Regions from separate parts of the Homo sapiens genome. Here all the other regions are linked to region 2. The links are chromatin loops, found by intact Hi-C in ENCODE. Cell type or tissue: PC-9. All regions are shown on one strand. Each heading gives the region's core, and the rest is flanking DNA. Links, peaks and the distances in the headings are about the cores only. Region 1 has its middle 640 kb from the start of TENM4. Region 2 has its middle 460 kb from the start of LINC02720. Region 3 has its middle 590 kb from the start of LINC02720.

Evidence for each region. Hi-C counts contacts between places; a loop is a spot of excess contacts. Peaks named below come from ENCODE experiments on the same cell type or tissue, not always from the same donor. Only the 100,000 strongest peaks of a DNase experiment are listed, where the experiment ranks them.
Region 1: a loop joins it to region 2, with 16 times the contacts of the local background. A loop is called at or near these places in 1 of 110 quality-filtered maps.
Region 3: it touches region 2 in a loop (10-fold over the local background); 1 of 110 quality-filtered maps calls a loop at or near these places.

The regions. Positions count from the first base shown.
Region 1 is chr11:80,079,839-80,087,913 of GRCh38, reverse strand. No RefSeq gene overlaps it. Among named protein-coding and RNA genes, the nearest start is that of TENM4, 640 kb to the right of the region's middle. In PC-9, for the core only: no CTCF peak of the experiment used is centred there; a DNase peak (open chromatin) is centred at 4,143.
Region 2 is chr11:80,294,879-80,302,953 of GRCh38, reverse strand. No RefSeq gene overlaps it. Among named protein-coding and RNA genes, the nearest start is that of LINC02720, 460 kb to the left of the region's middle. In PC-9, for the core only: no CTCF peak of the experiment used is centred there; a DNase peak (open chromatin) is centred at 4,973; H3K27ac peaks cover 1,562 bases.
Region 3 is chr11:80,164,298-80,172,372 of GRCh38, reverse strand. No RefSeq gene overlaps it. Among named protein-coding and RNA genes, the nearest start is that of LINC02720, 590 kb to the left of the region's middle. In PC-9, for the core only: no CTCF peak of the experiment used is centred there; no DNase peak of the experiment used is centred there.

The DNA.
Region 1 (8,075 bases), core at 1,934-6,933, 210 kb after region 2:
TAATCCCAGCACTTTGGGAGGCCGAGGCGGGTGGATCACGAGGTCAGGAGATCAAGACCATCTTGGCTAACGCGGTGAAACCCCGTCTGTACTAAAAATACAAAAAAATTAGCCGGGCATGGTGGCGGGCGCCTGTGGTCCCAGCTACTCGGGAGGTTGAGGCAGGAGAATGGTGTGACCCAGGAGGCGGGGCTTGCAGTGAGCTGAGATTGCGCCACTGCACTCCAGCCTGGGCGACAGAGCAAGACTCCATCTCAAAAGAAAAAAAAAAAGAACCATGGCAAAAATAAATGGTGACTTGTTAAACAGCTTTATCATATGATTTGCCTTCTATACTCTAATGTCTCAAAGTTATAACTGACTAGATGAAGCTCATGAGGAAAATAACCCATTTGACTTGGCTTATACTTCCAAGAGTGAGCTATTCTCCAAGAAGCCAGAATCTAGCTCAGGAGCCTCTCTCTCAAACAAATGTGAGTTATGCAGCTTCTGTCTGTAGGGCACTGTGCATTTCCTCTCCACTGCTGCACAAGATGCTTCTTAGCCGTAGCTATTGAATTAATCAATCAAATTTCATTTTTATTACACCATTCTGGAAAATCCACTCGTACCCCTTTCCAGTAATACTGAAAAGAAAAATAATCCATACCACTCAATTAAGAATAAAACATATGTCTTCTTGATGATGTCTGAGTGGTGGCAATTCCAGTGGTCATTGTCTCTTGAAGTTACTCAGCATTAAAGCCAAGATAGACTACCAGGGTATACCTGCAAGCAGATAAGTTTCATTACAACCACTAAAAGAAAAAAAAAAGAAATATTTATAAAGTAAGGGGTCTCCAATGACCCAGTATCTATAGCCAGAAGCAATAATAATAACATGCATTTAGTGAGCACTTTCCCTTCTAACTGTTCAAAGAGCTGCACCAACTAATATTTAATTCACCTCCACCACAGCCATCTGATTTATAACTTCTCCAGGGCCCAGGACTTGAGTAAAGAAGATTACTCAGGCAGTCAGCAATGGTCTTGGCTGCTTAAATAGCCAAGGTTATACATTTACTGGCATTACAAGAGAGGAATCCAGAATCTAGAATAAGGGAAGGGATGGATGTTTTTGCTGGTGTAGAATCAGGCTCGTTGTCAAGAGAGGAGTGCCCCAGAAGTAAGAGCTCACCAAGAAGACTCATGGGAGGCATCACCCTGTAATAACCCAGCCATGGGTTGGCATTCTTAGCCTTATGGCTCCATAAACTCCACCTTGTTAATGGCCTGGAGTTGACATAACTCAAGGGAATTGCCTGATCATAACCTAACTCATAATACACAAATTCAAATGAAATCAGACTACCTATCAATGTGTTCATCTAAAATGCACAAATATTTCTTTGAGTGACTAAAGGGCAGTGTTTGCTCACGAGACATCTGTCTGGTTCCCTTGTACCAAAAAACAAACAAAACAAAACAAAAAGCAAAAAACTTGGGAGCTAACATAGTGATTGATGAATATAGAATCAAAGACCACTTTTTTTGTGTTCCTTGAAGGCAATTAGAGACAGTTATTCTCCCTCTTTTCTTCCCTATTTCCTTTTTACTCTCCCTCTATTTTTGTTTCTCATATCTGTGGGTCTTTTGATACAAAATTTTCTCCACCTGTAATACTGCCTTTGCTTACATATGTGTATGTGTGTGCACATGCACGCACACACACACTTGTAAGCACACATATGCACACACATACACACACACACACACTTTGGCCAACACCTATCATTCCTTAAATGTCAGCTTCCTATTAAATAATATCTGAGGCCCTCATACCAGGTTAAGTTCTATTATGTACTCCCACAGCACCACACATTTCTCTCTTTTGTAGCATTTATCATGTGGCATTTTAGTTAACTTTTATTGTCCATGAGATTGTAAGTTCCCTTTGGGCAGAGATGGGTAGCGTCTGGTTCACCATCCTCTCCATAGCACCTAACAAGGTACCTGGCATATCTGATATGTATTGAGCTCTTAACAGCAAGAATACAAATTATAGATAACATATTTAAAGCATTCAGATGTGCCAGGCACTAGCCTAAGAACTTTGCATGTATTATGTAATCTTCACAACTTGCATTTATGTACCATGGTCAGCATTTTCAAAAAAGGAAAATGAAAACTGCAAAGATGAAGTCACTTTCTTAGTTTGGGTACCTCAGAAACAAATTCTGAAAATAGGATTCAAGTGCAAGTAGTTTGAGAGATTTCTCAGGAAACGTCCATGGGGGAGTAGAGGAGTGAGACAGGAAAAGGAAAACAGCCAACAAAGGGTGCTTCATCTAGTCAGATACCACTGTGGGTAACTAGAACTCAATGCCATGGGGAAACGCCAGCAGCCAGCGCAGAACACTTACATGAGAGTTATCCCATCAGAAAAGCAAGGGAGATGGGGTATCTATATACCACCTTCCATCAGTCATTGGCTGAGGTCTGCTAAGAATAGGTTTCGAGGGCATTATTCCCCAGCCCTCCAGCCTGCTGTGTGCATGCAGGCACAACAGGCTCCAGCCATCAGAGAGAGCACTGGAGGAGTTGGAAGGCAGGAGAAGCGCCCTTCTGTAAGAAGAACTAAGACATATAGGAAGATAGCAGCTGCCAAGGTACACACTCAAGTTCCATTTTTAATCAGGGACAACACTGGGATGGGAACCTGAGGCTATTTGACTCCAGAGTATACGTTTTTAATGACTATTTTCATACCTATAAGTTAGGTAAATGAATAAAAAGAAGGAAAAAGGAACAAAGAGAAGAAATAAAGATTATCAGGAAGAATTTTTCATGAGAGCTAAGATTAGCTCTGATGAAGCTTTTCTCTCCCCAAAGAGAAAATGCTTTTCTAGCAACTGGGGTGTTGATGCTTTCTGGGTTCAGTGTCTCTCTTCGTGGGGAGCATTGCACCGCTCTGTCAATTTTCTTTCTCTTTATACTTCCCATGGTAAAGGAACCCCTCTGCTTTGGTGCTCTATGTTCTTCCTGGAGATATGATAATATGCTGATTTGGCTACAGTCAAGTCTTGACCTATCCTGGGAGCCGTGCTGTTTCTATGGTGATTGCCCATATATCAGCTGTCAGCTGTTATTCATTGATTTTCTTGGTCAAAAGCTCAGATTACTGAGGGCACTATTTATGGTTGCCAGAAAGCCCTGTATCCTGCCCATATATTTCTTCTCTTCTATTCTCTTCCTCCCCTCATATTCATCATCTCATTCCATGCAGGCTTCAGAATTAGATTGCAGCCCCAAATTTAGTTAATCTATTTTATTGGTGAGATAATGGTGTCTCTCTCACAATGTGATAGCTGTGTCTTGAGAATAGTCATTTGTTAATTCAGTTCTTGTTAATCAAATCTTTTTGTAAAGCAAATAATCATGTCCTACAGGTCATCGTCTCAGTCACACCACTTAGCCAGTGCTTGTATACCATCTGTACATTTGTTTACTTGTGAAATGAAGCCTATGTCCAGCTCCACACATGTATATTGAGCACCTACTATGTGCCAGTCACTGTGGTTGTGACCAAGATGTGAATAGGATATTTTCCCTGTTTTTAAAGTCTGGTGGGAGAAACACATAAAAATGTGGCCAGGCACGGTGGCTCACGCCTGTAATCCCAGCACTTCGGGAGGCCAAGGCGGGTGGATCGCCTCAGGTCAGGAGTTCAAGACCAGCCTGACCAGCATGGAGAAACCCCATCTCTACTAAAAATACAAAATTAGCTGGGTGTAGTGGTGCATGCCTGTAACCCCAGCTACTCCAGAGGCTGAGGCAGGAGAATTGCTTGAACCTGGGAGGCAGAGGTTGCAGTGAGCCAAGATTGCGCCATTGCACTCCAGCCTGGACAACAAGAGCAAAACCATCTCAAAAAATAAAAATGAAAATAAAATTAAAAAAATAAAAGTGTGATGTCAGTACCTGGTGATATGCAGTATCAAATAGTTAAGCATGAGTCATATAAAAAGGATGTACAAGATAAAACAGCCTAAAGCAAGGAAAGGAAGTCAGAGAGGTTACACAGGGACGTAATATCTGTGGTATTGGGTTGAAAAAACATTCCAGCTTGTAAAAAGCCTAAGGTGTGAGCATGAATATTTCTTTCAGGTAATTTCGAAAGGTCCCATTGGATCAAAAAGTGGAGTGGCAGGTGGGTGTGCTTATCATTCCCCATTTAGACTCCTCTCACTCTCCCTCCACCAGTGTCAGTTCAACCCTGTGCCTTGGGAGGCCCACTTCTCTGAACTGCCTTTGTAACTTGAGCTAATTCCTCATTGAGGAGCCTGGTGAGTTAAACCTGGACTCTTTTGCCAGGTGAGATAACTGAACTTGATTCTACAGGCCGGTTGCTTGTCAAACTGTGTTCCATAAACTACTTAGATTAGAGTGGGGCAATGAATCAGGGAGCAGGGTGCAAGCAAGTGCTAAACTCTGCCTCTGCTGAAGTAGCTGTGCTTACTGGTGCTTTAACATGAAATTTGTGGGGCAGAATTTGCCGAACAAATACCACTGGAAGGAAGGAAGGAAGGAAGGAAGGAAGGAAGGAAGGAAGGAAGGAAGGAAGGAGAGAAGAAGGGAGGGAGGGAGAGAAGGAGGGAGGGAGGGAGAGAAGGAAGGAGGGAGGAAGGAAGGAAAGAAGGAAGGGAGGGAGGGAGGGAAAGAAGGAAGAGAGGGAGGACGGGAGGGAGGGAGGAAGGAAGGAAGGAAGGAAGGAGAAGGGAAGGGAGGAAAAGAGAGAGGGTGGGAGAAAGAAGGATCTCATGGTAATTTGCAGACATAGAATTTGAAAAGTTTGATTCTAGGGAGTAAAATTATCTTGTATGTAATTTAGAAAAAGCCTTCTGGCATAAGAATAGAAAATGAAGTAAAGGAAGTGAAACTGAGAAAGGAAAATCAGTGAGGAGGCTATTGACAGACTTAGAAGAGGTGATGAGCCCTAATCTAGATTTGTATTTGTTTTTATGGAGCGGAAAGATTGGAATCCAGGTACAATTAGGCGTACCGTCAGCAGGATTTAGTGAGGGATTGGATTATGGAAAAATAATAATAACATGCACCCATAGGGTTGTTGGAAAGGTCATATTTATGAATGTGTTTTAAACTGCAGAGAGTAGTGGAAAAATTAATTATGAGTATTATTTCAACTAGATCATATCTCTCTTTATTCCCAGATAGTGTTCTTTCCATGCACTCCTCCTATGATTCATTGTAAATTGAGCTTTTCACTAATTGGATTTGTGGAAAGCAATAGAGAATGCCATTTGGCTACTTCCTCTTTAGGGAGTGTTAATATTCAAATCTCCAGGTCATTATTTAGAATACCCAGTTCCAACAAGGGAAATTTAAAGTTTCATCTCATATTAATCTCTAAAGCAAGCTCTCCTTTGCCTCCAGATGAGCAAATATTTGAACTGGAGAAAGAGGATCTTTTCTGCGACTTACAACAAGTCTTTGACCAAATTATCCAATGGTGGTAGATTCTGATATCCTGAAGGGGCATATAAGAATATTGGCTTATAATCTATGTTATTAATGATAAGGAGCCTGATGATGAAGATGATAATGATAATGACTCTAATAATCATTATATTTACCATATTTTAATACCTATTGTGTGCCAGTAAATAAGCTAAACACTTTCTGTACATTGTTTAATTTAATAATGCTCAATGTTATGATAATTTTACAGTTCAGAAAACTGAGGCTCAAAAATTTTAAGTAACCTAAATTGATTCAGTTGGTAAAATATAGAACAGAGATTTAATCCCAGCCCAGTTTTCCTTGTTCCACATCCCATGCTCCTTGTTCCTAGGCAGGTGAATCAAGTATCAAGGCTTCTCTGTCTCCTTACTCCCCAGTCTTACCAACTGAGGCACCAGCCTTATCTCCAGGCAGAAAGTATTTTCCCTAAACGTTTTGGCCTTGTCCACACTAGAGTGGATTTTCCTGATTGGGGCCATCAATACACTGAGCAGACCTCTCTAAGCAGAGAAAGTGACAGGGCTTTACCCAAGAACAAACAAAATGACATTGTCTGTCACTCTCAGAAATGTAGGTTTAACGTGTCAGACTAGGCTAACTGGGCTGGTGGGAGACTGGGACATCCTACTGGCTTCTTATTAATGGGGATCTCAGAGAAATTTGAATTCTTTCAAAGCAGACACTAAAGCTATTTAACTGTGAGCTGAAACCTATGCACTGACATTGTATCTGGATCTTGGAGAGAATTAAGGATAGAACAAAGCCATTTTCTCATGAAGTTTTCAATTCTCCACCTCTACTTCTGAAGAGGTATATACCTCATCATTGTGTCTAGTTCCCAATTCCAGCCCTTTCCTTTCAGCTGCTTCAGAGTGGAGGCTCTGAATTCATCCTTGCTCAGCCATTTATCTACTAAGTAACCTTCAGTAAATTTCCAACTCCTCTAACCTAGTATTCCCATCTGTACAATGAGAATAATGACCACACCTTAGTAATGGGCATGATAAAATTTTATCCATTCAAGTGAATCAAAATTTTGTTATACACAAAAAACCCTTGGATTAATACTTAACACTTTATGAGAGCTTAATACATATTAGATAATAATATTATAATATATATGCATGTATACACATATAAACATACACACATATATGTATTGTATATGTATATATTTTTAGCTGTTGAAGTAGAAGCAAAACTTAACAGAGAATGCCTCAATTTGGAGTGCTTCCCTTCTATGAGTTCCCTGAGTCTTCATTTTCTCAATTATAAAATGAGAGAGAACAAACACAACTACTTTGATGTGTTCTTGTTATCATTATGTAATATGTATAAAGAGTTTAGCAGATACCTGACATTTAATAAATAAAATTTATTATTCTGAAGAAGGATATGGAGGCTTGTAAAGAGAATCAAAGATGAGTCAAGGGGACAATTTTAGCAAATGTTATTTTTCCCCCTTTTCTAAGAATACTTTTCAGATGTTCTACTTCCTCATATGTAAAATGGGGACAATAATTACTTGCTGATACATATATATTTTATCAGGTAAATATAGATGACTGATATAGATGCAATTTATATAGATGTAGAGACATAAGTATAGCTATATAGACATAACATGGTTAAGTGGCTAGAACAGTGCCCGGTGTACAGTGGCTACTAAATATACCTAAGTTTTCCTTTTTCCTTCTTTCTTCCTCCTGTCCTTCTCACCCATTTTATTTTGCCTAAATTTCTAAGTTCTAGATGACTTTTTACTGTATTATAATGATTCAGGGTGTCATACTTAACCCCTCTGTCCACACTAGACTAATTAGACTCTAAAATCCTTGGAAATAAGATCAATGTCTGGTTCATTTTGTGTCTTTCACAGTACCTACCAGGTACCTGGCAGACAGAAGATATGCTATAGATACATGTTTGCTGTGGTTTGAGTGTTCTTCCCCTCCCAAACTCAGGTTGAAATTTAATAGCCATTGTAACAGCATTGGGAGATAGGACCTTTGGCAGGAGCAGAGCCCTCATGAATGAATTAATGCTGTTATCTAGGGAGTGAGTTCCTTATAAAAGGATGAGTTTGGCCCCCTTTTGTCTCTCTCTCGTCCTCTCCTTACCCTTCCATTATGTGGTGCCTCTTACCATGTTATGATGGAGCAAGAAGGTCCTTGCCAGAAGCCTGCACCTTGATCTTGAACTTCCCAGCCTCCAGAACTGCAAGAAAAAAATTTCTGTTCATTATAAATGATTCAGTCTGTGGTATTCTGTTATAGAAGCACAAAATGGACTAAGACAATGTTGAATATGTGTTGTTTATCAGTAAAGTAAGAAGATAATTCATACTTACAAACTAAAGTGAGTGAGAGAAGGTTTTGAAGAAGGTTGTGAAAACAATTTTTGAATTGAGTGTTAAGAACCAAGTGTATTGTGAATGTTGACAACAATTATAAGATATAGAGTAGAAGGAGATGAGTAACATACTGATTGTCTACTGTATTTTAGGTTCTCTGCTACCCATTTTGACATACAATTACTTAGTCAACTAATCAACT
Region 2 (8,075 bases), core at 2,012-7,011:
AATTTACTGTATTATTCCATTCTCATGCTGCTGATAAAGACATACCCAAGACTGGACAATTTACAAAAGAAAGAGATGTTTAATGCACTCATAGTTCCACATGGCTGGGGAGGCCTCACAATCACGGTGGAAGGCAAGGAGGAGCAAGTTACATCTTATATGGATGGCAGTAGCAAAGAGAGAGCTTGTGCAAGGAAACTCCCGTTTTTAAAACCATCACATCTCATGAGACTTATTCACTATCATGAGAACAGCATGGTAAAGACCTGCCCCCATGATTCAGTTACCTCCCACTGGGTCCCTCCCACAACACACGGGAATTCAAGATGAGATATGGGTGGGGACACAGTCAAACCATATCAGATGGATATAACATGGAATCTAACACACATTTTGGAATAAACTTCTGAAAAGTACTAAGACCATAAAGTCATATTGAATTTTTAGTTTGCCTCTTTGGGCTGTGGCTGCAGAACCTCAGCTATAGACATCTGTGCTTCTCCAACATGGAAAGCTTTCAAGGAGACGTTTGAGAAGCTCTGGTTTAAAGGCATAGGTTCTCTTGATTTTGGAATCAAGTATATTTACAAAGTGAATGATCTTGAACACATCATTTAATAGCTGTGAACCAACCCATTAAGTGGGAATAATAATTTCAACACGACTATTATGAGGATTAAATAAATGACTTTGACAAACTCCATGTATCTGGTCCACAATAGGGGCCAGCTTAGTTAGTTCTTTCCCCCTGATTCCCACTTGTTTATACATTGTTATAAAACCGACTGAAAACTAGTGATACCTCCCCTGAGTTTCTCAGTAGTAAATTCTTGGTTCAACTTGACTGTATTCCACAGCTCAGTAGGTGAGCAGTAGATGCAACAAAAAAATTATAAAATGCAATCTGTCTCTTTAATAAAAATGAGAAAATTACAAACATAAACTTCATTCATAAAATACAGAAATAATTAGTTCACTGCACTGTTCATAATATCCTGTTTCTCGAGTGCTCTAAACCAGGATGTTTCACTGAAACTCATGGCATTTATTGATCTAATTTATAGTTTTTTATTGTTTGCTAGAACCATAGATTATCAAGAGTAGACAATATTAGCCAAGGAAATCAGGATTCATCTAACAGAAATACAAATTCCATATATTCTTCACACATTATATTGTTTCTTTGAAGTTCAAATCAAGGTACTACAGATATTTGCAGGTTGAAATTAATAAATGCATGAAGTAAATAGATGAAATAAATACTCCCTTTTTGCTTCAAAGAGAGAATTCTAAATATCACACCAAAGCAGTGGATTGAGGGTAGTTAAATGAATGTGCTGCTTCACCTAGCAGGTTATAAAGTCAAGGAGCTCATTAATCCCCACAAGGTTACCAGTTTAAAAATGTAGGAAGGAAGAGACAGCACAGTATGCTGGAAAGCATCAGGCACACCTAGGTTTCAATCCCACCTCTACCATGTAACTATTGCTTAAGTGTACAATTGACAGTGTCCTTGTTTACGAAAAGGGGCATAATAAATACTTGCTTATAGGCTTGTTGCCAAGACAGAATGACAGAGGTCTGCAAAGTGCTGTGCACAGTGTGTACACATGGGCTATATTCCATAAACGCAGCTTTCTTTAGTTTTTAATATGTTGTAATAAAATAAGGGATTATGGGTTGTCTATATTCTTTTTCAACTTTTTTAATCCATAAGATTCTCTCATTTTTCCACTTTTTTCCAAATGAAATCCTATGCAGTTAGGATTAACTCCTCTTTCCCCACTATTTTTTTTTTTTTCTGAATGAAATCCCACACAGTTAGTCATCCTATGCAGCTTATTACATAAACACATTTTCTGCTGGACAAAATTTTATATATGTTTAGATATGTGCAGACACACTTACAAATGTATTTGTTAAAATATTTTGAATAATGAGAAGTGAGGATAAGGAAGCTGAAAATATTAGTAATATAAATGAGAAATGAGAAATAACTTTTCAAGATGGGGACTTTTTGAGCTTGCTGCAGCAGCAGAGCTGGATCAGGCTGCTCTGAAAGTTGGGTGGGAGAAGTGCTGGGCCTGTGGGTGGGGAGTCAGGAGTGGAAATTCTATTCCTTTCTGCGGAGGGCACTTAACTTATCTGAGTCTCAGTTAATCACCTGAGAAGCAGATACATTGAGATTCCCGTTTTCCTATGCTATTGTGTAAAGCAAGGTATATCTCCATTAACTGTCAAAGCCCCATATTTTTAGCATGTAAAAGATTTTCTTAAACTGCTTCTCTCTGCCTTTTTGTTCTATAGACTAGTGAAATTTCTAAATTTCTAAATGTGTCCTTTCATTAAGGATTAGATATCATGTACCAGTACCCCAGATTATTGTCAAAAATTGTATCTGCATGATTCCCTGAGTATTTTATATAATAATCTTTATTAGGAATGTCAGAGTACAGCTGTTTTATATCTTACCAGACTGTGATATACATTATACCAATTTTCACCCCTAGAAATAGTCAATTTTTGGATTTGGGGACCATCTGCTGCCCTGTCACATGTCACCTAGAGTGAGGCAGACAAAAATGATGAACTGGTAAGATTCAGGGGAAAGACCAGGGCACTTTGATCTCTCTCTCTCTCTTTCTCGTTTTCTCTCTTTCTTGCGTCTCTTTCACTCTCACTTTATTCTCTCTCCCTTAAAACTATATTTATGTAATAAAAAATGAGTTGATGTAGAATGTCACAGAACCAGATTTTTTTAAACAGAGGCTTTACATAACACATTCTCACACCCCTCAATAAAATGAGTATTGTATAAGAGAGAAAATGTTGGTAAAAAATATTAAAAAATAAGATTTAAAAAGTGGGGCTTGCAAAAACAAATTTATAGAGAAAAGGAAACAGTGTAAACCTACTTAACATTCTAAGGAAGATGATCTCACCTTGAATTTTGGACCACCTGAAACTGAAGACTTGTGGAATCAAGGCAGAGGCCTACCTGGAATCAAGGCAGAGGCCTACCTGCACTCAGTATTTATTAGTATCTTACATATGTAGTACCAGAAGTGCCATTTGAATTGCAAATTAAATGCTCTCTATATCTCTGATGATTCTTTAAACTCTATCAATGTTTTGAGCTATCTGCTTTTTTATTTTCCAAGTGGTTCATAGCAAAACTTTGTTTAAATGATTAAAGAAGAAAGTTTTCCTAGGACAAAATAGAAAAGCTAAGATTGATGGTATAATTATAACCATAACAACAACATCTGTATTAGTCCGTTCTCACATTGCTATAAAGAACTACCTGAGACTGGTTAATTTATGAAGAAAAGAGGTTTACTTGACTCACAGTCTTAGAGGCTGTACAGAAAGCATGGTTGAGGAAGCCTCAGGAAACTTACAATTATGGCTGAAGGGCAAAGTGGAGGCAAGCTCCTTCTTCACACGGCAGAGAGAGAGAGCTAAGGGTGTAGTGTCACGCGCTTTCCAGTAATCAGATCTTGTGAGCACTGTATCACAAGAACAGCAAGAGGGAAGTCTGCCCCTGTGATTCAATCATCCACAACCAGGGCCCTCTTTCAACACTGGGAATTACAATTCTACATGAGATTTGGATGAAGACACAGAACCAAACCATATCAACATTGCTGCTGATTTCGAAAATGGCAGAGTTCTTTAAGAAGGAGCATGATGGATTCTGGACTTTGGAATCATATAGATCTGAGTTTGAATCCTATTTCTAACACTTCCTAGCTGTGTGACCTTGGACAAGTTATATAACTTTAGCTTCTTTTTACATAAAATAGGAATAGAAATTGTGTTTATTTTAGAGTTATTTTAATAATTAAATATGACTATATTTATTCCTTAATACTAGACAAAATGTCAGCATTATTTGCTCTATTTTTTTATTTCATACAGATATAAATTATAGATAAGGAAACTGAGACACTGAGACATAAAGTTAATAAGGGGTGGAATCAGAATGTTATTTCTATATTTTTACTTCATCTCATTCTCATTCTTTATATATCATCACAAATTGATACACTATAATTCAGCTTCTCCAGCAACCTATGGTTCATCAATAATCACTTTTAGTGACTCACACTAGAGGACAGATTTGACTGTACTTCTTGGGAACTATTAACACATTCAAAAAGGTATTATAAATATAGTAGAAACTAGCCATAGCATTATAGCTTGGGTCCAAAACAATTAATCACATAAAATATAGGGTTGCCCTATTGTGAAGTTTTTGAGGTGACCAGAGTTAGCCAGTTGCTGTGAATGACTGACTCGTGCCTGGGTTTTTATTCTGTGGGGCACATTATTGGAAGGTTTCACTGTAGAGTTAATCGTTTGGCTAAAACGTAAAAGATAATGTTGATGTGGTGTAACTCTAAGGGGTAATGATAATAGTAACTATGGCAGGGACAGTGCTGCCTTTAACTCTGATAAAATCTGGCTTACCATGTGTCCTCATTCCTGGGACACACAGAGGAAGACTCTATTTCCCAGCTTCCCTTGCATATGGCTATGTGACATCTGGCTGATGGGATATGAGTGGGAGAGATTCAGAAAAAATTCCAGGAAGTCTTAGAAAAACTCCATGAAATTCTTCAGACCTTTATCCTTTTTGTGTTAACCTTGGAAGGCACAATAAAGATGGCTTAGTGATAGGATGGGAGCAGCTAAGGTCCCCACGTCACTACTCAGGGAATTGCCGAGGTAATTAAAGGAGGTATTAAGTTTATAAAATAGTGCCCAGAGTGTTTTCTTTTCTATCTTCAATTAATTTGAAAGTTTACATTTGTTAGGCAGGAATTAGATAAAATATTCATTCCCTTGTCATCACCATGCCACATTTCAGAAAACTGCTGCCAATTTAATGGCAATGATTCCTTGTGGCCGTGTGAGTCACTCAGAGAGACTTTTTCTAGATGAGGATAACCAAGGAAACACAAAGTATACATTATGGGTTTTGGTTTCAAGAACTATTTTTTGTTTGTTTAGTAATGAGTAAAATGACTCTTTATATTGGTATGTGTGTTAGTGGGGAAGTGTTACATGGAGTATAGATTATGTTTTTGTATTTAAAAAGTTCATATATATGACAGTTATATGTAAATATGTGATGTATAATATATGAGTGTATATACACATATACATCTACACACAAATTCATGTATAAATATAGTAACTAATGTAACCTTGAAAATACATTACATTGTGATGTGAAGAAAGAATTCAGAAAGCCTTCAGAAGAAGATTTTTTTTTTTTTACTATCTACAAGCATAAAAGCATAGCTTAGCACACTGATGAAAAGTCTTAAGAGGTATTTATGGTATCAGATGCTGTTTCAGAGAATAATTTTACTAATTTCACAACAAATAGTTCTTTGAGCATTTACTAATTACTAACAGCTTGATGCACGATTAGAGCAAGGTTTACAAAATATAAACACTCAAATACATGGGTTATCTTTTCTTATCACACTAAATTTCAATTCCCATTCAATTTTGTTAAAAAATAACAAACATATATCGAATGCCTTCAATGTGCCCGAGCATGTGCCATTAGGGAAATTCAAAAATGAATTATATAGCACTCCTGCCCAAAAGGAATTTATAAGCTGGGGGTAACACTAAGTACCATTGCTGTTCAATCTGCTTCTGTTTTCTCTCTTGTGTTTTGTGGAAAAATGTTAGCTTCCACAATGTTTCCTTGTGTGATGCCTTGTATCATGTGTCCTAGCAATTTACTGTCAATGACCTCTCCCAAACAGGCCTCCAAGCCTCCAAAAAATGGGAATCCAACTGTGTTTGACTGGCAACACCTCAGAAGGAAGGTGTTAATTCACTTTCTTAAGATTGCTAATTAAATATGGAATATTCTGCTTCATCCTCTTATTACAAAGAACCAGTTCACTGCCTGTTTTAAGAAAGGTCTTAAGCAGTTTTCATGTAGTCATTGTTGCTGCGTCTTTTAGCTTCCAGATCTGAAAAGCGAAGTTTGAAGAAGGCATGAGTGTACGTGATTTCTCTGTGTTTCGGGTTAGGCTTTGAGTCAGGGGGACCTGGTGGATTTGGGCTCATATTTTTCTTGCTGTGGCAGAGTGCAGAAGACCGACACTTCCTTTCACTTCTGTTCTTGAGTCACAAGCATGCTGCAGGATTAAAGTATATAATATATTAAAAACAATAAACAATAGCTATTAGCATTCTTAATATCATTTATTATTTATATATTACAGAAACATATCCCAATGTTTTCCCAATGTTTTCTGAACATAGTTCAGATGTTTCACATCTTCTCCCAGTGTTTTCTGAACTATGTAAAATTATATACCAGATATGAAATCCATATTGATGGATTCAAAGTATAGTTTGCTCCATAGGTAAAAAGGAAAACCTCTTAAATTATAAATGTGCTATTTTGTAGGATATTCTAACTAATGGCTCACTTCAAATCTTTGAAGTCTTTTTTCTCATAAAATTTACTTTTAATTAATGTTTTAAAAAGTACTTATATAACACATTAGTTGTCTTTTGGTTCACACTTCTGCCATTTAATGATCCTTTAAAAATAATTTGTTGGTTTTTTTCCCTTTAAGGTTTTTAAAACAGAAACATTTATAAACAGAGCTATACAGGATGCATTTACAGTAAGGCACAACATCTCAAAGTGTGGTCTGCAGACATGTGGGTGTCCCTGTGACCTTCTCAGGAGGTCCATAATATCAAGACTATTTCCATAATAGTACTGAGAAAATATTTCCCTTTTAAGCTGTGTTGACGTTTGTACTGATGGTGCAAAATCAATGGTTGGTAAAATTGTTGAACTTTTGCATTAGGGCAAAGGCACTTGAATTAGGGCAAAGGCACTAATTTCTATGAGTGTCATTGCATTTTTCAGCACCACTTTTTTAAAACCCAATTTTATTTAAGAATATCATTGATAAAGTTGTAGAAATTATCAATTTTATTAAATCTTTAAATAGAAGACACATTTTTATTATTCTGTATGATGAAATGGATATTCACATGAAGCAATTCTGCTGCATATTGAAATATGATGGTTGACTCAGTAACAAAAGCACTTGTGTGATTGAGTTATGAGCTGAACTAGCCACTTTTTCAAGGGGAGTCATTTTTACTTGAAAGAATAATTGACAAACAAAATTATGGTTATTTGGACTTGGTTGTATAGTAGAGGTTCTCTTGAAAATAAAGGAAGTGAGCCTGTTATTTCAAGGGAAACAATGACAATATTTGCTGCCAGTGATAAAATTCAAGCTACCAAGTAAAAATTAGAATTTTGGGAAACTTGTATTCACTACTCTAAGTTTGACAGCTTCCCAATACTAAAAGACTTTTCTGTTGAGATCAGTGGTGCTACTAGCAAATGTAATTTTGTGATGTTCTATTTAAAAAAATGGTGAACATTTGCAAGATCTGGATAACTCAATGAATCAATTTTTTTCTAAATGTCTAATGCATAACATAAAACCATGCATGAGTAAAAGATCTATCAAAGCGTAAAATAGACCAGTGGATTTTAATGTAACACAAAAAAATTCATTGACATGTTTTCAGATTCCACAATGCAAATATTATCTAAGAAACTCTACTTGTCAAGATTTGGTGCAGTACCAATTATCTGTAAAAACTATTAAAATATTCCTCAATTTTCCGACTACATATATTTGTGAGGCTGTATTGTCTTTGTATACTTCAATGAAAACAACATATCGAAACAGATAGAATGCAGAAGCAGATTTGAGAATTCGGTTGTCTTCTATTAAGTCTAACAATAAAAAAATGAAAATGTTAAAGGCAACTTTATTTAGTATTTTGTTTTCATTTGAAAAACATAGTTATTGCTCATAAAATTGTGTAATTTATTTTGACATTTTTATAATACGTTAATAAACACATTATTTTACAATTCTAAGCTTTAATTTCTAACATAGCAAATATCGAAAGATATAACCTACAAAAACCACAGCTTTCTGGAGGCCTCAATAATTTTTAAAAGTTTTGTAAAAGTATCCTGAGACCATAGACTTTGA
Region 3 (8,075 bases), core at 1,515-6,514, 130 kb after region 2:
GTGGGTGGATCACGAGGTCAGGAGATCAAGACCATCCTGGCGAACACTGTGAAACCCCTTCTCTACTAAAAATACAAAAAAATTATCCCGGCATGGTGGCGGGCACCTGTAGTCCCAGCTACTCGGGAGGCTGAGGCAGGAGAATGGCGTGAACCCGGGAGGTGGAGCTTGCAGTGAGCCGAGATTGCACCACTGCACTCCAGCCTGGGCAACACAGTGAGACTCTGTCTCAAAAAAAAAAAAGAAAAAAAAAAAGAAAGTGACTGGGGACTATATTATATTTGATGATCAAGGAGGGCCTCCTTGAGGAGGTGATATTTAAACTGGGTCGTGAATGCCAGGGCAGAAAGTTGATGCAATAGTTCCAAAGCAGAATGGGAAGAAGGTAATAGTGTTGAGCCACATTCCTCCATCTCACCTGTTATGAACTGAATGTTTGCTGAGTGAATGATGCCTGAGCCCAGGGAGCAATGGAGAAACCTGGGGCAGTGAAGTCAGGCATGTGGGTCAGGGTGAAGTCTTAGATTTTGTTGCAAGCACAGTGGAGAGTCCCTGGGACCATACATGCAGGGTTTTCACAAGCTCACTCTACTGTTGTGCAGAGAACAGATTGTAAAGGAACAAGTGTGGAAGTAAGGGGAAGAGTAAGGAGGCCACTGTAGTTTTTCCAATGAGAGAGGGTGCTGGCTTAGAGTAGAGGTGGAGAATAGTGAACAGATGTGAAATGCATTTTCAAGATAGAGTCAAAGGACAAGTATGTGAGTTCCATGAGGGTAAGAATTTTTATTTGTTTTATTAATATCTGTATCATTAATGCCTAGGACAATAGCACATAGTAGGTGCTCAATATTTACTAGGTGATGGAATGGATTAATTGGAAGTGGAGTAAAGAAAAACTGTATGATCAAGAACAACTTGGGTTTTGGTTTTATCAGCAAGAGGGATGATTATGGCATTTACTAAGAATTTGGGAAACACTGGGGGCATGGGCAAGAGTTGTTAGTGATAATGTAATGTCTGAGATGCATCTTAGACATTCCAGGGGAGATATCAAGTAGGTCTCCAGTGTGAGAGTCTTTGCCTCTTTATTCTCATTCAAGGGTTAAGTAATGAAAGTGAAGGAGAAGAAGTGGATTTGAAGAGATGCAAAAATGTAAAATATTCATCTGGTGAGTTGAAAGACAAATGTATTAAGGAAGGATTGTAGGATCACCAGGAATTCTGGAATACCTCCTAGGATTTTTGGTCATACTTCTAAAGTGAGACCAGTCAGCAAAGCTGTGTGTATCTCCTAGAATGTTTAGTTGTCACGTGAAGAAACAGAGTTGGTAGGATAATTATATTTAAATAGATTTACATAGGTTTAGAGCTCTCCCAGGAAAGAAGGGTGAAGGGAATATAATTAACTATGTTTGCAAAGGAGTGGTTATAGTGTTGAGCCACATGGTCTCAGCTGAATAAGGAGGTAAGTAAGAAAAAGAAGAAATGGAATAGATGGAAAACAAAAGGAGAAGTATAAATGATTTTAATTAAGATTAAGGAGGCCAGTATGGGGGTGTAAAAGTAAGTGACCTGGACATGGAGGAAGTGGTAAAATAATTGTGGATGGTGGGGATGTAATAGCTCAGGCTGCCATAACAAAGCACTATAAACTGGCTGCTTAAAAACGAAAATATATTTTGTCACAGTACCAGAGACTGGAACTTCAAGATCAGAGCACCAGCATGATTGGATGCTGGTGAGAGCTCTCTTCCTGACCTATGGTGGTGGCTGTCTTCTTACATGGACTTTCCTCACTGTGAACATGGAGAGAGATCTGGAGACAGAGAGAGACAGAAAGAGAGAAAGAGAATGTTTTTTTCTTTTATAAGGTCACTAATCCCATCATGAGGGCCCCACCCTCAGGACCTAACTAACCCGAGTTACCTTCCAAGGACCACATCTCCAAATACCACTATACTGGGAGTTAGACTTCCAAAATATAAGTTTTTTGTTGTTGTTTTTGGGGGTGGGGAGCAAATATTGAGTTCATAACAGGTGAGATGGAGGAAAAATCAATGGAGCTGAATGTAAAGAACAGAGTGAAAAAAAGTATTGAATGGATCATCCAAATGAATCTTAAAAATTGCTAAGAATTTTGGAATGAATAGAGATGAAGAAGAAATAGCAAACCAGGTGCTAAAATCATCAGTGAATGAGGAGATTGAAGAGGAGGCAGGTAGTTGACAGCAATCAGAAAGATGATTGTGTGATAAAGTCTAATGTTGTCTATTTCAAATAAATTATGTTTTTGAAGAAGGAGGAAGATGAAAATGTTTGAAAGAAGGGAGAAAGAAACAGCCACCTCACACCCAGTCTCTGATGTGGGAATAAAAACAAAACTAGCCACACTAAAGATAGTTACAGGGAAATAAGGTGTAATTGTTGGCCAGGTAAGACAAGAGATAGAAGACAAGAACTTTGAGACAGCAGTTGAAAAGTTAGAGGAGTGTGCTGATAGGTGACTGAGTTCTAGGATGCACAATGCAAGACCAGGATGATGGTAGAAGACTGGGGGGAAACTGGCACTAGCAAATGTAGGGTGAGTAGCTGCTGTCCTTGGTCTTGGTAGTCTCCTGGAAGAAGATGGATAATTGTTTAATATAGATGGTATTGTGCAAATCTTCCCTCCAGCAGCTCTTGGAGGTGTGATGGCCCAGAGCATGACAGAAGGCGTCTCGGTGATACTACTTCCTTAGAAAGCTGGGAGAACTAGCCATCTGGGGGCTTTCCTTTCTTCTGGCCATGAAAAGGGTGTGCTAGTTCTACAGGAGATATGGTAGGACCTTGGGGTGGGGTGAAGGTAGTGTACTAAACGGGGTATTGACATAGCATGTTCTTTCCTGAAGGAAGTGGCAGTATGAGAGGAGAAGGCATGCCCATTTTTGTCAGGCTATGAATTCAGTTGCGTACTGAGTATTTGGTAACTTTAATATTTTGTTCTGTGTGCATGGTATAGATCCTGAATACAGACTGGCAAACATACTTCCAGTTATATTTAGTCTTAATCTTTCTATAGGCATGTGATGCGGTATACTGTAGTAGAATGATCATAGGCTTTAGAGTCGGGTGACTCTGGGTTTGAATTCCTCTTTTGATCTTTATTAATTATGTGGCTATAGCAGATATGGTTGATCCCTGCTTTCCTTATATCTATTAGTCCCTACCTCTTCAGTGAGTAACAAATAACTCCACTTACCTGTATCTGCATTTCTTTGAATGAGCACTTTCTCTGAAACAGGGAAAGGACCACTCTGCCTGGAAGACTGGATGGGGCAGGGAACTAACATCCTTGCGACAGTCATTAAGCAATGGCTGACAAAAGTTTGTGAATGACACTTCAGTTTCATTTTCTCTCACTTGGGACAATCCAGTGAAACTCAGGTCTTACCATAGACTGTGCTCCAGTGGGTCCCAGTTTGGTGACTGCTGGCTTGATAAAGCACTTCTCGTCACAGACCTTCCCTTACTTATCTCACTGCCTGACTTCTACAGGTGTGTTCTTCCAAATAATCTACTTGTAATCAACTCCTTCTCTCAGTACCTGCCTCTGGGGAACCCAAACCAAGACAATAGATTTGTAAATTGCATAAATTATTTGAGCCTCAGTTTTCTCATCTGAAAACTAGGGCTAGTTATACTTTTTTTTTTTCCCCACAGGGTCATTCCAGATTTAAATTAAAGACTATGAATAAAGCACCTAGTATATTTCTTGGAACAGGTAGGCACCAGGTCAGTGAAAAATATTCTTCCCCTTTCCTCACCCTTCTAATTCTGCAGATGCCTCAGAGCAGAGACAGGCAATGACTGAGCAGGAGAGACCACCTAATAAGCAAGGACTGATTCTGCTGAAGATAACTTCACCTGTCTTGAAGGTGCCCCAAGCTGGTCTGTATTTTAGTAATGAGGAACTTGGCAGTAATGGGGGCCTTTGGCAGGAATACACTTAGGGACCGGGCAGACTTGTGGCAATTAAAAGTTGGTTTCTAATAATAAACAGTTTAATGTAATAAACTGAAATTAATAATACTTTAAGATTATTAGATGATAATAATAATGATGATAAGGTCATAATTGTGGTGTTCAATGCTGTACCAGGCAAATAGGAAAAAAAATAATAATAATGTTTGCCTGTAGCAACCACAGGGGCAATGTGAGAAAAGAGGATTCTTACTTATGGATAGTAGCTACTGGAGCTCTTTATTGAAAAAAGTCTTAGGTGCTAGGCTGAGGAGTTTCGTTTCCTGAAGGCAGAATTTTTTAAAACATAGAAGTGTTGCTCAAGGCCCATCCTGTCAATCAAAATATCAGAAATGAAACAAACATAGGAAAGGAGTTGAGTTACTGTTTTTTTGGGGCCTGTAACTATTGTGTAATGAGCCAGTTTTTTCTAAGTCGCTTCTAAATGTGGAGCTGGACATTTTCAAAGGCCAGTGTCACCTCTCAGGAATGCAGGAATAAGTCTCTGTTCTCCACATTTCTTTGTCACCGGGGCAATTTGCATGAAAATGGGATTTCTATTACTTCTTCTCTGCTTCTTGGGCTTATTTCTTTCTTCACAGCTGAAAGTAATACCATGGCCAGCCAGCTTCAGGCATTCATAATTAAAAATAAGCGGGAACTTAAAAGAACTCACTGCAATTAAAAGAGTAACCTCTTGCATTCTGGGAGCTGAGGAGTCAAACTGATCTGTAATTATGTTATATAAAGTGTGACCATGAGCTCAAAGGCAAAGGCAGCAAGGCAAGAGAGCACCAGAGGAAGAAAGGAAGGGCCACTGAGATGGATCATTAAATTGTGGAGTTAGGACACACACACTGATAGATAAGCAATCTTAGCTCAATAGCTGGGCAGGGGGAAAGACTGAGAATGCAGGAGTCACAGAGTTCCTGGGTGAGGATGCTCTTGGAATAGTCTCTTTTTTTAATGAGTTCCATTATAGGTGTTAAGGATTCTCCCTCCCTCTTTTTCTCCCTCTCACTCCTTCAGCTTGTCTAGCATTGACTCTCCCTTTCTTACCCAGTGCTGTGGATCTTAAAGGTAAGGACTTCCAGCCATTCCTCAATGGCCCACTGTAGCCAATAATCGCTGAGTACCTAGTAAATACCATGCACTATAAACACAGAGATGAATAAACAATATTGTCCATGAGGAGCTCATAATTGAGGGAGAGACAGCAAAGTAATGCAAAATAACTATAAAAGAGTGGGATGAATACAGTAATAGACACATCAGCTACAGTACTCTGTAGATGTCATTGAGACCCTGCTTTGCATCAAGGGCTTTCTGAGTACTGTCTCTCTTTCTTATAATATCCCCATGAAATGAAATGTATTTATTCTGACTACATGTATTTAATGGCCAGTAGGTATCATGTATATGGCATTACGAATAAGTATCATTGCCCAGAGATTTTAAGTGCCTTTAGTGATACAACTAAAATGTGGCGAGTCCAAGATATATCTGGTTTTAAGCTCATGCCAAGAACAGGAGTCATATAGAAGAAGGAGTGTTTGTTTCTTTTAGGAGAGGGCATGGGTTGGATAGGAACTGAAGAAAGGAAAATCACATAAGAGAAGACCTCACAGTGGAGGTGCTGACTGAGCCAAGTTTGAAAGTTTTGCCAGAAAGTCCTGAATTGAATATAGTAATGTAAGAATCCTCTCACCTCTATGATTCTGTATTATTCTTTCCATTATACTTTAAAATGCTTCTTCTGATTTGTTTCCTTGATTATAGTAGAAATATCTCACTTACCCTATTACTTGTGTGAGCCCTGCATACTCCAGATGAAACGTTAATCATCAGTATACCCAGAAATAGTTAATTTAGATACATTATTTAGGACTGAACATACTTTATATTCATTACAGAAGATGAAGGTTATGTATTCCAAAATGGGAATACTGTTTTTTATTATTCAGTCATTTATTCATCACACACTCAGTGAATGCTAATGCTCACTTTGATCCCAGGCATTGAGCTTCCTAGAGTTCAAAATTATAATCTCCAACTGCCCACTGAACAGCTCCAATTGAGTTTCAAGAGTCATCAACACCATGTATCCAAATCTGGCTTCATCACAATCATTCCAAAGCTGTTTCTCTTTTCATGTTTCTAGCCTTTGTTGGACATATCACCATCCATAGTGCTATCTAAGCTAGCATCTAAAGAATAAGGTATACATCCTATTTTTCCTCAGACTCTCATCCCAGGAATCACTCTCAGACCCAGATCTCCTTTTCCAGTGTAACTGTCTTTGCTCAGACCATCTCATCTCTTACCCCAACTTTCACAAAAGCCTGCTCACTGGTCTCCCTGACTCCAGGCTTTCCCCACTCCAACATTCCATTTCTATCACGTGATCTCTGGAGTTTACATGCATGACTGTTTCAACCAGTAGACTCTGAGTCATTTGAGGACCCAGATGATGTCTTCCTAGCCATCACATATCCCAGGGCATGGGTGCTGGTATGCAGTAAGTGCTCAGTGAATGTTTATTGCTTGTTGGACCCTAGGGTGGGGCAGATGGAGAAGAAAGAAGAAAGTGCCAAAAGATAAGGATATCAGTGCCAAACTACACATCTTCTTGTGAAATTATCTATAAAGAGGGATAAGTCAGGGTCTCTGAAAAGGGTATCAATATACCTTCTTACCTCCAGGGGAGTGAATAGTTTTCTGTGTATATAACTGCTGTTTATCACAGGAATTTTCTGCGTGAGACAAGTGAGGGGTGTGGATTGAGAAATAAATCAAAAGTAAACACTGTTTGAGCTCGTTATATAATATGTGTCAAGCTTAGAAGCAAATATATATCTATATCTATCTAGCTATATATACACATCTCCTGTTTTTAACCTTTTAATAAGTCATAGAGCTAGAATGTGGTATAGCCAGGATTAAACCGCAGGTCCACATGGTTGTGAAGCCCTAGCTCTTATCAATGAGGGAAGACTTGTTTGATATGAGGCTGGTCCAACTGAACAGTTGAAATGATAAGAAAAGCCTGAGAGTGCCTATTTTTCCTGAGTTGGTTCTTTTATGTGAGAGCATCATTCAGGGGCCTGGTTTGGGAGAGAAAGGAAGACTGGCTTTTGCTATGTGCTTGTATTTGACATCTCCATCCAAAATACCTGTTATGCTCTGAAAGTCATAGAAAAACTATTTGTAGTTGGAGAAATTTGACAGAAATGGCACATCTCAAGATTAGAAGATGAAATAGGAAAGTGAGTGCTCAGAGAATGAAAGCAGAAGTGATAGAAAAGACAAGCCAGGGTACAGGCCAAAGGAAATAGCTATGTGGATCCCAGTCAGACAACAAGGTTTCAGTCCGAAAGTGTGCAGTGCCCACTAAGATAAAATGTGCTCATATCAAATGAATTACAAATGTGAATGTTCACATCAGTTCTGCAACTTTACCTTAAAATACATAATATTTTTCTTAACACAGAACTACTCAATAAACTATCAACCTCTACATGTCAGGCACAGGGCTATCCACCAGAAATACAGGGTGAATATGGCATATATAGTCCCATCTAGTGGAGGATGTAGACAAATATAATAAGGTTGACTGGAAAGATACTGCACTCTGGAGCAATGGCTAACTCTTCCCAAGAGAAAGGAAAGAAGAAACATGAAAGACAGCTAAAGCAGCTGTGTAGAATGGAGAAGGCAGTGCAGCTGTGAAGGACTGGAGATCTCTTTCTCTGAGCAGTGAAGGTGGACAGTGATGAGAACTGAATCCATTTAAGTAATTTACATTTCACAAATGTAGAAATAGGAGAACATAATAGGATGGGCTGATTATTGGTTTTTTGTTTAAAAGCCGTGCAGGGGGTCCTGAAATCAGTGCTCTGACACATTTCCCATGATAGTTTTACAGAAGAAGCTGTTTCTTTCTTTGTAGTTAAGATGAAAAACCTTTAAATTGCAGAAGGTAGAGCAATCATTTCTGAAAAGACAATGAAACACAAGCAAGTACATAGCCCATTGATACTTTTGATGTAGACTCTCATTTTTAGTATCTATCAGAT